3 separate regions of the Homo sapiens genome follow, and all the other regions are linked to region 3. A link is a contact called in ENCODE Hi-C or POLR2A ChIA-PET data. All regions are on one chromosome and are shown on one strand. The core of a region is the stretch at or near the end of the contact, and the rest is flanking DNA. Distances in the headings are between cores, read along the strand shown.

What was found. Hi-C counts contacts between places; a loop is a spot of excess contacts on that map. ChIA-PET counts read pairs that join two places held with the same protein, here RNA polymerase II (POLR2A). Pooled maps may share reads with other maps.
Region 1: a pooled map shows a loop between it and region 3 (2.8-fold over the local background). The contact joins the promoter of LINC02084 here to the enhancer-like site in region 3. A Hi-C loop is called at or near these places in 5 of 50 pooled maps. POLR2A ChIA-PET finds 5 or more read pairs at or near these places in 3 of 52 experiments (AG04449, CD8-positive, alpha-beta memory T cell and GM12878).
Region 2: a map of endothelial cell of umbilical vein shows a loop between it and region 3 (9-fold over the local background). The contact joins two enhancer-like sites. A Hi-C loop is called at or near these places in 9 of 168 maps with a recorded cell type or tissue (PC-3, Panc1, aorta and 6 more) and 19 of 50 pooled maps. POLR2A ChIA-PET finds 5 or more read pairs at or near these places in 12 of 52 experiments (A549, AG04450, CD4-positive, alpha-beta memory T cell and 8 more).

What each region holds. Positions count from the first base shown.
Region 1 is chr3:27,711,313-27,714,645 of GRCh38, forward strand. LINC02084 (long intergenic non-protein coding RNA 2084) reads left to right here and starts at 1,607. Exons shown (of 2, transcript XR_007095851.1): 1 at 1,607-1,730; 2 at 1,845-3,088. It also overlaps the pseudogene KIAA1143P2. RefSeq lists enhancers at 1,420-2,105, 2,777-3,333.
Region 2 is chr3:27,522,357-27,526,013 of GRCh38, forward strand. No RefSeq gene overlaps it. Among named protein-coding and RNA genes, the nearest start is that of SLC4A7, 40 kb to the left of the region's middle. RefSeq lists an enhancer at 2,924-3,560. Within about 2 kb of position 1,480, at least 5 of the 41 ENCODE cell types and tissues checked have a DNase peak (open chromatin) inside an H3K27ac peak, as active enhancers do.
Region 3 is chr3:27,631,351-27,635,065 of GRCh38, forward strand. It overlaps the pseudogene TPM4P2. Among named protein-coding and RNA genes, the nearest start is that of LINC02084, 80 kb to the right of the region's middle. Within about 2 kb of position 1,606, at least 17 of the 41 ENCODE cell types and tissues checked have a DNase peak (open chromatin) inside an H3K27ac peak, as active enhancers do.

The sequences.
Region 1 (3,333 bases), core at 357-2,856, 80 kb after region 3:
TATATTTTTTTTTTTTAAAAGAGTCCTTTTCTTTAAGGGCTGTGTACGGAAATAATTGTGGATTAGAGGACAGGAATTTCGGGATTCGTGGCAGAAAGAGTGGAGTGGGGATTACAGGAAGAAATAAGAGAGGCCATGGATTGATGGTTATTGTAGCTGGTAGTGGACACATGGGGGTCCATTGCTCTCTACTTTTTCAAACTGCATAATATTTGTAATTATTTCTGAATTAATAAAAACTTTCCTTTGCTAATGCATCTAAGTTTACTATCATACATGTTATAAAATTAGTAATTAGTGATACCTACTAATATTCGGAACTACTCAACAGTTTACAAAACAGTTAAATTTATAATCTCATTTCTTCCTTCTCAGTACTCTTTGCCGGGATAGGTGCTGTTGGAATCCCCACTTCACAGATGAGGAAATGAAGTTCAGTGAAGCTAAAGACAATGCCGCTGTAAGGGGCGGCGGACTAGAACTTAAGTCACAGAACTCCAAATTCCAGGCTCCTTCCCCTACACTAAAAAACTTTTAAAGAAGCGTAGGAGTGTGGGGCTCAGCGGCTCACACCTGTAATCCCAGCACTTTGGGAAGCCGAGACTGGTGGATCACCTGAGGTCAGGAGTTGGAGACCAGCCTGGCCAACATGGTGAAACCCAGCCTCTACCAAAAATACAAAAATCAGCCAGGTGTGGTGGCGCACGCCTGTAGTCCCAGCTACTCGGGAGGCTGAGGTAGGAGAATCACTTGAACCCGGGAGACGGAGGTTGCAGTGAGATCGCGCCACTGGGTCCTTTTTTTTCTTTCTTTTTTTTTTTTTTTTTTTTTTTGACGGAACTGTTCAGGACCTGACAAAGCAGCAGCTTTAAGAGTGGAGGAGCTCTCTTCGGCTGGGGAGATCCTTACTCTCCATGGCCACCAGATGGCGAAGGCTGCCCGCGGCCCAGAAGAGAGAGGAGCCTGCAGACCCGCGCGGAAACTCTGCTGCGGGACCTGGAGGCCAAGGGTGAGGCGTGGGGTCCTCCTCCACTCCAACTGTGTGGGGAAACCTGGGTAGAACTTAAAGTTACAAAAGTCATTGTGCAAGCCCTGCTGTCCCCACAAGGGCTTATAGGAAGGGGTTCGGAGCTTTTCAAGGAGGCAGGGGAAAATTAAACTCGTGTCTCTTAATGTGTATTTGGTGGGAGGGGAATGCTGCCTGAAATAATGCATTGCTTCGGCGGCGGTCAGAGATCCATGTGACGCGGGGGCACTTTAGGGACCATTGCTGAGGGCCTGGTTAGCATTTGGGCAGCTGAATCCTTCCCTTGGCGAACTCCATACGTGCCCTCGGCGACACACAGAGGACTCCCAGAGTTGAAGAAGGGGGTGGATGTGTGTGTGCGCACTCGCCCACGTCTCGTGTTTTACTTTTCATTTAAGTCGTAATAAGGAGAAATTCGATGACCAGCAAGGCTGGAGTCCCATCGTCTTGTTGGGGGAGAGGGGGGAGAAGAAAAAGGTGCCTGTAACTTCAGACTGTCCAAGATATCGCTTAGCTCCTGCGCCCGGAAGAAAATCCAGCGCAGGTCGGGTTCCGGCGCGCGGAAGCCCTGCGAACCCCAAATGTGTGCGCTGAGCCGAGGCCTCTAAGCGGTAGGAGAGAATCTGACCTCCGACATTCTTTTCAAGACACGCGCCGGTGGACCGGGTCCTGGGATTGGCTTACTCCCGGGCTGGACCTTGGGGTTCGCATATTTGAAAGCGTAAACTTGAGGAATGACGGCGGGGTGATGGGTATTTTATAGAGTGGGACTCAATCGTGCTCAGCAACAGATTTCTCCAAATTCCCTTTTAAAAAGAGCCTCCCAGAGCTGTCGAAATCTCCGCGGGGTGAAAGCTAAACTTTTGGAGTCGCTGTGTAGCCGGGTAGAGGACACGGCGGCGCGAGCCGGAAAGATAAGTGTCCAGGCGAATGGGAAAGGAAAGATCTTAATTTTTGTTCCTACTGTTAGCTGAATGTCCATAAAAATCAAAGGGAATGCGGGGAAGTTTTTATTCCAGAGCGTTTCCATGACACCCGCAGAGATTTAAAAAATTACATTCCTCCCCCTACGCAGGTTTAATTCGGAAAGAAGAGACTGCAGAGGAGAGGGAAGACCGTGAGTCTGCTTTCACCTAGGTTTAAAGCGAATCAAAGACGGCTGTAAAAAGGGAAACCGGGACCAAAAACAGATTTGGAGCCTCGAAACTCTCCATTGAAGGTTTGGAAGATACGTTGCTGCAGACTTGAAACCGGCTCCAAATCCGGCCCAAACATGGGCTGAAAATATGGCGCGCTAATCTGCTGCTTCCCCTCCTCCTCAAGTTCTTTCTGACTCTTCCCACCTTTCCCAGTTTCCCTTCCAGACGTCTGCGGCTCCCCACTCCACCCCCAGGATAGCTACTCTACATCCCGACAATTCCCAGCTTCTACACCCAGGAGGAGGAATTCTGGAACCACCCAGAGCGAACTCGTGCCGGGGCGGGGTGGGGACCGGAGGAAGGTCCTGCTCCGAATTCTCTCCAGAGCAGAAAAGAATTCTAGAGGCTACATGTGGGCTGCTTTCCCCCCTTCTTCCTTTTTTCCCTCGCAAACCAACAACCAAAAAGTGTTTGGTGATGGAAAGAACACCAGTGGAAAACGGCAAATAACAGTATTTCCAACTCCGAGTCAGGTCCTCTTTGCACTGCTTTTTCCTGTTTCATTGCAATTTATTGATTTTATTGTGGTTTTTTGTTTATTTGGGGCAAGAACGGAGATGTGAACCAGGACGAGCCAGCAGACCCCCGAGCCAGTATCTCCTCCCTGGGCAGGGAACACCGCCTGCACCGGTGCATACTAGGAGACCCTGGCGGAGAATGTAAACAAACCGGGCGCCGAGCCCTTGATCTTTATTTAAATAGAGGCTTGTTTATCGGTGTCATCCTAGGAGGATTAATTAGATACATCTCTTCACAATTTGGTGTCTGACACTCCATCTTAGGAATGCCTTATCATAAGGTGTTAATTGGGGCCACTCAGCCACTTACGTTTCTATTAAACACTGTGAGGGACTTTTCACAAGTACCAGGTTCTTTTTTACTGTACGATGCAAAAACATACAGGACCCGAAATAGACTAGGGCCAGAATCTGCTATATCCCGGCAGTGATTAGCACTTTGGGGCTTTCTAGAGGGCAGAAATAGGAGAGCACTGTTTTCGAAATTCCATCGCATCTCCCAATATTCGGTGGTTGGATGCAGATGTAAGGGGGCTGTTGGGGGTGTGGGGAAGGCGCTGACCAGGATAGGGGGGCTATGAGTCTCCCT
Region 2 (3,657 bases), core at 230-2,729, 110 kb before region 3:
ATTAATTTATATTTTGCTCACCTTAGAAATCAGATCTGGGCCAGGCGCAGTGGCTCATGCCTATAACCCCGGCACTTTGGGAAGCTGAGGCGGGCGGATCACCTGAGGTCGAGAGTTCGAGACCAGCTTGACCAACATGGAGAAATCCCACGTCTACTGAAAATACAAAAATAGCCTGGTGTGGTGGTGCATGTCTGTAATCCCAGCTACTCGGGAGGCTGAAGCAGGAGAATCACTTGAACCCGGGAGGCAGAGGTTGCAGTGAGCCGAGATCGTGCCATTGCACTCCAGCCTGGGCAACAAGAGCAAAACTCCGTCTCAAAAGAAAAAAAAAAAGGAAATCAGATCTGGTTGAATCCTACTGATGTGCTATAGCACCTCTTCCAGGAATGCACTTGACCGCTTTCTAAACCAGGCTTGTTCTACTAACACTTCAAGTTTCAAATGAAATGATTTCCTTCTCTGAAAACTTTCCCATGCACGTTAGCTAGCTTAACTCTTTACTCCCTTTGCTCAAAAATTTCTTATAGCATTTGTCTCATTAATCATAATTTATATGCACTGTCTCCTATAGCTTTTTTTTTTTTTTTTTTTTGAATGGAGTCTCTTTCTGTCACCCGGGCTGGAGTGCAGTGGCGGAATCTTGGCTCACTGCAACCTCTGTCTCCCGGGTTCAAGCAATTCTCCTGCCTCAGCCTCCCAAGTAGCTGGGATTACAGGTGCCCACCACCACCCCCAGCTAATTTTTGCATTTTTAGTAGAGACACGGTTTCACCATGATGGCCAGGTCGAACTCTTGACCTCAGGTGATCTACTCACCTCCCAAAGTGCTGGGATTACAGGTATGAGCCACTGTGCCCAGCTGGGACATAGCTTTAAAAAAACAAAACAAAAAAAAAACTTTATATTCCCAGATCCTAGAACAGAGTCTGGGACATCTAGGAAATATCCAAATGTTTAATGACTGAATAATTGTAGTCATTCTGAAAACATTTGAAATCATCAGATTAACTGTATTTTACCTAATTCTGTCTTCTCATAGCAACATAGTTCATCTCACTATATGATTAACTAAAGCAGACAAGATATGTATGTATGCATATATTACCTGCATCATAAGTATAATGCAATATGCCCATTTGACAATGTTAACTCCATAAATAATAACACTCATAATTGACCCACTGTGCATATGTGTCTGTTTGTGTATGTGAGAGAAAGAGAATTCTATAAGCTACAAAAGTTTTTTATCCAGTTTGAGTTGCAGATCCAAGATTTATCCTCTTGATTTATTGCTTTCTAGCCTTGCAAAAGGACAAAAGTAAAGTTTTTGAAAAGACTTTGTGACAAATCTACTTCAACTACTCCAGAATGTGAAAAACGGATAAGATAGATGCTGGGTCACTTTAAAAAGGCAAAGGAATGTTCCAATATAAAAAATATGGTACTCGTGGGCTAGTTTGTTCAAACACACCGGAGTGACTTTCTAGGCTTCGATCCAATTGTATGATGCATTCAGAAACCCTGTGCCTACTCATAAAAATATCTCAGATGAAAGATTTTGAAATTTGTTTATGAGTTTAACTGAACTGAAAACTGCAATGTTGGCCATTTCTTTTTGTGACCAGAGGGAGGAACTTCTATTCAGTATTGAACCTAATACACCAATGGCTATATTTTCCCTAATTCCAGAAGACAGCACACACACACACACACACACACACACACACACACACACACTTCCTATAAGGACAAGTAACCTCAAAAGATTGGAGCAGTCTCTCTGAATCAGTTCAGGATTTGCCTTAAAGTGTTCATTTTCCTACTCATATCACTCTGGGACACCCAAACTTGCCAATAAATCTCAAATACGTAACTGCTGTCACTTGGGGAAACTTTTTGGCAACAAGACTTATGATCTGAAGCATGATGGAATTTCCGTCTCTCCAGTTAAAAATGATGCTCAAAGCAGCCCATTAATTTGGTTAGTTATTCACAGATTAGAAGCAAATCTGAAATGCCAAGCCCAGAAGAAAGCCAGGCCTAAAAACAACTGAAATGATTTTCCATGGACAAAATAAAAAAGCAGAACAAATCTAGGTTTTTCAAAAGGTTACTTAATCCAAACTTAGTTCTCAAACAAAGATGGAATAACAACTGATAATGACTGATATGCCTTTACCAGTATGAGTTCAAGCAATCCAAGGAACACTACCAGATGGCAAGTCTCAAAATTTGACCTGGTACCTTGTAAACATTCAAGGGATTCTCATTGCTGAAAATGGATAGCAATTAGCATCTACATTTTTATTTTTTTTTTTAAGAGACAGTTTAGCTCTGTCACCCAGGCTGGAGTACAGTGGTGGGATCATGGCTCACTCTAGCCTCCAACTCCTGGCCTCAAGTAATCCTCCTGTGTTGGCCTTCAAAAGTGCTGGGATTACAGCCATGAGCCACCATGCCCAGCCACAATCTACACGTTTATTACACTATATTCACTATATACTATATTCATTAAGCCCCTCATAACTCTATCAGTGACTCTGTTAATGGAGTCAACAGAATGATCAAAAATGCCATTTAGGTGGACACCCTGGTCGATGCCTCCAAGCTTGTCCCAGGCCCTTGTCCTGGCCCCGTGGCCTACAGGGTTTGCCCTGCTATGCATCCTCCAATGCTGGGCTTCGGATTGGCCACAGCTTGCGGATCCTGCCGTGCCAGCTTGTACCTCCACTCTCTCAATCAGATTCTGAAAGTTAAAAAGCACAGTGTCTATTTGACAAATTTGAGGAAATCGGGAACTTTGGGTGACCTAGGCTCTCTAAATGAGATGACCTATCAAATACCAGCAGAGGAAATGCTGGACTCCTAAGCAGAATTTTTTTGGAAGACCTTGCAGATGAGGCTTACCAATTTGAGCACTATGATGTCTCCTTTGGGAATGGTGTCTTAACAATTAAACTGAGTGAAGATCTAGGAACCTATATGACAAACAGCAGACCCCAAATAAGCAAATCTGGTTATCTTCCCCATATAGCATCTGAATAAGTTGCACTTTGTCTTCAAATCAAGTTAAAGTTTGACCTCTAGTTTGTTTTGAGCATCTCAGCTAACGAAGAACACATGATTGTGTCGGAGGCACAATGCAGCCTGTGCAGCATGAAAACCTGAGGCCATGCAAGGAAAGATGTCCCTCATTCCTCATCTGTCTGGCTGCCAATGAAGTAGTTGTAAGAAAGTAAAAGTGAACTGCCCACAGAAAGCTCTCAGACCTACCTCCCTGGGTTATTCATTTGCACTTCCAAAGAGAACATCATGTTGACTGTGAACTGGGGAAGGCCCATATACAGCCAGGCTGAATTCTTTGAAAACCTGGCTGGGCGCAATGGCTCACGCCTGTAATCCCAGCACTTTGGGAGGCCGAGGTGGGAGGATCATCTGAAGTCAGGAGTTTGAGACCAGCCTGGTCAACATGGTGAGACCCTGTTATCTACTATAAATACAAAAATTAGCCGGGTGTGGTGGTGGGTGCCTGTAATCCCAGCTACTCAGAAGGCTGAGGCAGGAGAATTGCTTGAACCCGGGAGATGAAGGTTGCAGTAAGCAGAGATTGCACCACTGCACTCCAGCCTGGGCGACAGAGCAAGACCTTGTCTC
Region 3 (3,715 bases), core at 356-2,855:
TAGAGAAATGGGCGATTGCTTCTCACCTGTGTTTGCCTGTATTCTGGCAGGTACAATAAATTAAAAGCACTGTAATGTTAGAAAATAGAGGGATCCATGTAGGCGGCTGTAGTTAGGGAAGGCCTTATGAAAGAAGATGGGATTAAAATGGGTAGAGTTTGTGTTAGTAAGGTAGAAAGCTTTCCAAATGTGAAAAAGAAATGAATAAAGACACATTAACAAAAGAAAGCTTGACTTGGGTCTCTCCCCCAAATAATAGTTGGAGAAGAACCAGCTAGATTAGCAAGAAGGCCCAACCAGAGGAAAATTAGACATAGGCTATACATGTGGGGTGAGGCCAGGTTGTGGAAGACTTTGAGAGAATGACCCTCTCTGATTATAGCCAGGGTTGTATTATGACTTTCACATGCCCTAGGCATTTTTACCTTCATGGTCCACTTTCTTCCTTCCAAAAAAATTTAAAATTATATTTTATGACTATACCAGTATAAAATGAATATAATCCAGCCGGGCGCAGTGGCTCAGGCATGCAATCCCAGCACTTTGGGAGGCCGAGGCAGGCCGATCACAAGGTCAGGAGATGGAGACCATCCTGGCTAACACGGTGAAACCCTGTCTCTACTAAAAATACAAAAAATTAGCTGGGCGTGGTGGTGGGCGCCTGTAGTCCCAGCTACTTGGGAGGCTGAGGCAGGAGAATGGCATGAACCCAGGAGGCGGAGCTTGCAGTGAGCTGAGATCGCGCCACTGCACTCCAGCCTGTTGGAAAGAGCAAGACTCCACCTCAAAAAAAAAAAAAAAAAATATATATATATGTATATATATAAAATCCAGGTGGCTTTTATTATCATATTCATATTATTATATTTATTTTTTCTTCCAATTTTAAAAGAAATTAAAATTAAAATGTTTTTATTGATTTCTAAAGCTATCATGAGTTTTAGGCGCTGCGCCTGATGCGCCTAGTGATAACTCAGCTGTAATCAGGGTTTGATAATTTGTGTCTTATATATGTTACTTTATGGTTAAGGAGTCACTATGACCATTTTATATATGTGGACAAAACCTTTTTTTTTTTTTGTATATGGAGAGATAGATCTCATCTGGATCACAAAATGCTTTTCTGTGGGCAAAGGTGGTCCAGGAAGAATGAGATCATTTGCTGGTCTGCCATTTGGCCTTGACCATAAATACCCTCCAACTGCAAAGCAGAACTTACTGGGAGAACGTGGGGTGTCTAGAGGACTTATATCTAGGTCTCATTGTTGTGGATACAGCTTCCAGGGTGCTAGAAATAAAATGATGCCAATCGTAATGGAAGCTGGAGTTAAAAAGGAAAGTCAGACCACGTCCTAAGAAAATGATAGCCGCCAGCGGTGCTGACGTCGGCGGTCCGGCCGGGCGACCTCATCGCCCCGACGGCAGCCGGCCCGGGGGGCGGGGAGAGGCGGGGGCGGCCCCCGCGCAGGCAAAGGCTTGGGGGGCCAGGGCGCGGCAGTGCAGCTCTCGCCGGAGCCCAGCCGAGCCCAGCCGAGCGTCCGCCGCTGCCTCCGCGCCGCCGCTGCCTCCGCGCCGCCGCTGCCTCCGCGCCGCCGCTGCCTCCGCGCCGCCGCTGCCTCCGCGCCATGGCCGGCCTCAGCTACCTGGAGGCAGTGAAACGCCAGATCTAGGCCCTGCAGCAGCAGGCGGACGAGGCGTAAGACCGCGCAGGGCCTGCAGCGGGAGCTGGGCGGTGAGTGTGAGCGGCGCGAGAAAGCTAAAGGTGATGTGGCCGCCCTCAACCGACGCATCCAGCTCGTTGAGGAGAAGTTGGACAGGGCTCAGGAAAGACTGGCCACGGCCCCGCAGAAGCTGGAGGAGGCAGAAAAAGCTGCAGATGAGAGTGAGAGAGGAATGAAGGTGATAGAAAACCGGGCCATGAAGGATGAGGAGAAGATGGAAATTCAGGAGCTGCAGCTCAAAGAGGCCAAGCACATTGCGGAAGAGGCTGACCGCAAATACTGGGAGGTAGCTCGTAAGCTGGTCTTCCTGGAGGGTGAGCTGGAGAGGGCAGAGGAGCGTGTGGAGGTGTCTGAACTAAAATGTGGTGACCTTGAAGAAGAACTCAAGAATGTTACTAACAATCTGAAATCTCTGGAGGCTGCGTCTGAAAAGTATTCTGAAAAGGAGGACAAATGTGAAGAAGAAATTAAACTTCTGTGTGACAAACTGAAAGAGGCTGAGACCCGTGCTGAATTTGCAGAGAGAACGGTTGCAAAACTGGAAAAGACAATTGATGACCTGGAAGAGAAACTTGCCCAGGCCAAAGAAGAGAACGTGGGCTTACATCAGACACTGGATCAGACACTAAACGAGCTTAACTGTATATAAGCAAAACAGAAGAGTCTTGTTCCAACAGAAACTCCGGAGCTCCGTGGGTCTTTCTCTTCTCTTGTAAGAAGTTCCTTTTGTTATTGCCATCTTCGCTTTGCTGGAAATGTCAAGCAAATTATGAATACATGACCAAATATTTTGTATTGGAGAAGCTTTGAGCACGAGTTAAATCTCATGCCTTCCCTTTTTTTGTCAAATGGCACCAACTTTTTCAGCTCTCTTATTTTTTCCTTAAGTTGCATTTATTCCTAAGGTAGGCAGGGTATTTCCTAGTAAGCATAGTTTCTTAAGACAGAGGCCATTTGGTTCCTGGGAGAATAGGCAGCCCCACACTTTGAAGAACACAGACCCCAGTATCTAGTCGTGGATATGATTAAAACGCTGAAGACCACAACCTTTTGGGTCAACTGTTGGTCAAACTATAGGAGAGACCAGGGACCATCACATGGGTAGGGATTTTCCATCCAGAGCCAATAAAAGGGCTGGTGGGGGCCGGGGGTGGCTATTGTGGGAAGTCATAACCCACAGATAGATTAACCTAAGAATCCTGGTCCTTCTCCACTCTCCACCATGCAGGACAAACATCCTCTCAAGCAGTCAACGTAGAATGCTTGGGAAATAGTCATAATTACCCACATATAGTAATTAATAGATGGTAATTAATAGATCCTTGATGTGATGTCCTTTTGCATATTTCCTTCATTCTAAAGTTGTTCTCTGGCCGGGCACAGTGGCTTTTGCCTGTAATCCCAACACTTTGGGAGGACAGGACAGATCACTTGAGGTCAGGAGTTCCAGACCAGCCCAGCCAACAGGACAGATCACTTGAGGTCAGGAGTTCGAGACCAGCCCAGCCAACATGGCGAAACCATGCCTCTACTAAAAATACAAAAATTATGGTGACGCCTGCCTGTAGTCCCAGCTACTCGGGAGGCTGAGGCAGGAGGATCGCTTGAACCCAGGAAGTGGAGATTGCAGTGAGCGGAGATCGCACCACTGCACTCCAGCCTGGTCGACAGAGTGAGACTCAATCTCAAGGAAAATTAAAATAAAGTTGTTCTCTGAAGAGCAAATGTCTCATTCCAGTAATGACCCACTCACCAGGAATATGGTGGAGTTCAGTCCAATTCAGATCAGCCATATCCAAAAGACTACAAGTCATTACTAAGTTGAGCAAAAGAGTTTTTATCTATTAGCAGAAAGGGCCTCTCTGGCAGCAGAGATTAAAAATTGGCCCGACTTCATTTCCATACTTCAGGGAATAGCAAATTGAAGATTTACTTATCTAGGACTTGAATTCCTTCTTTGGGACCAAGTTAATAAAAGACCAAGAAACTCCTGA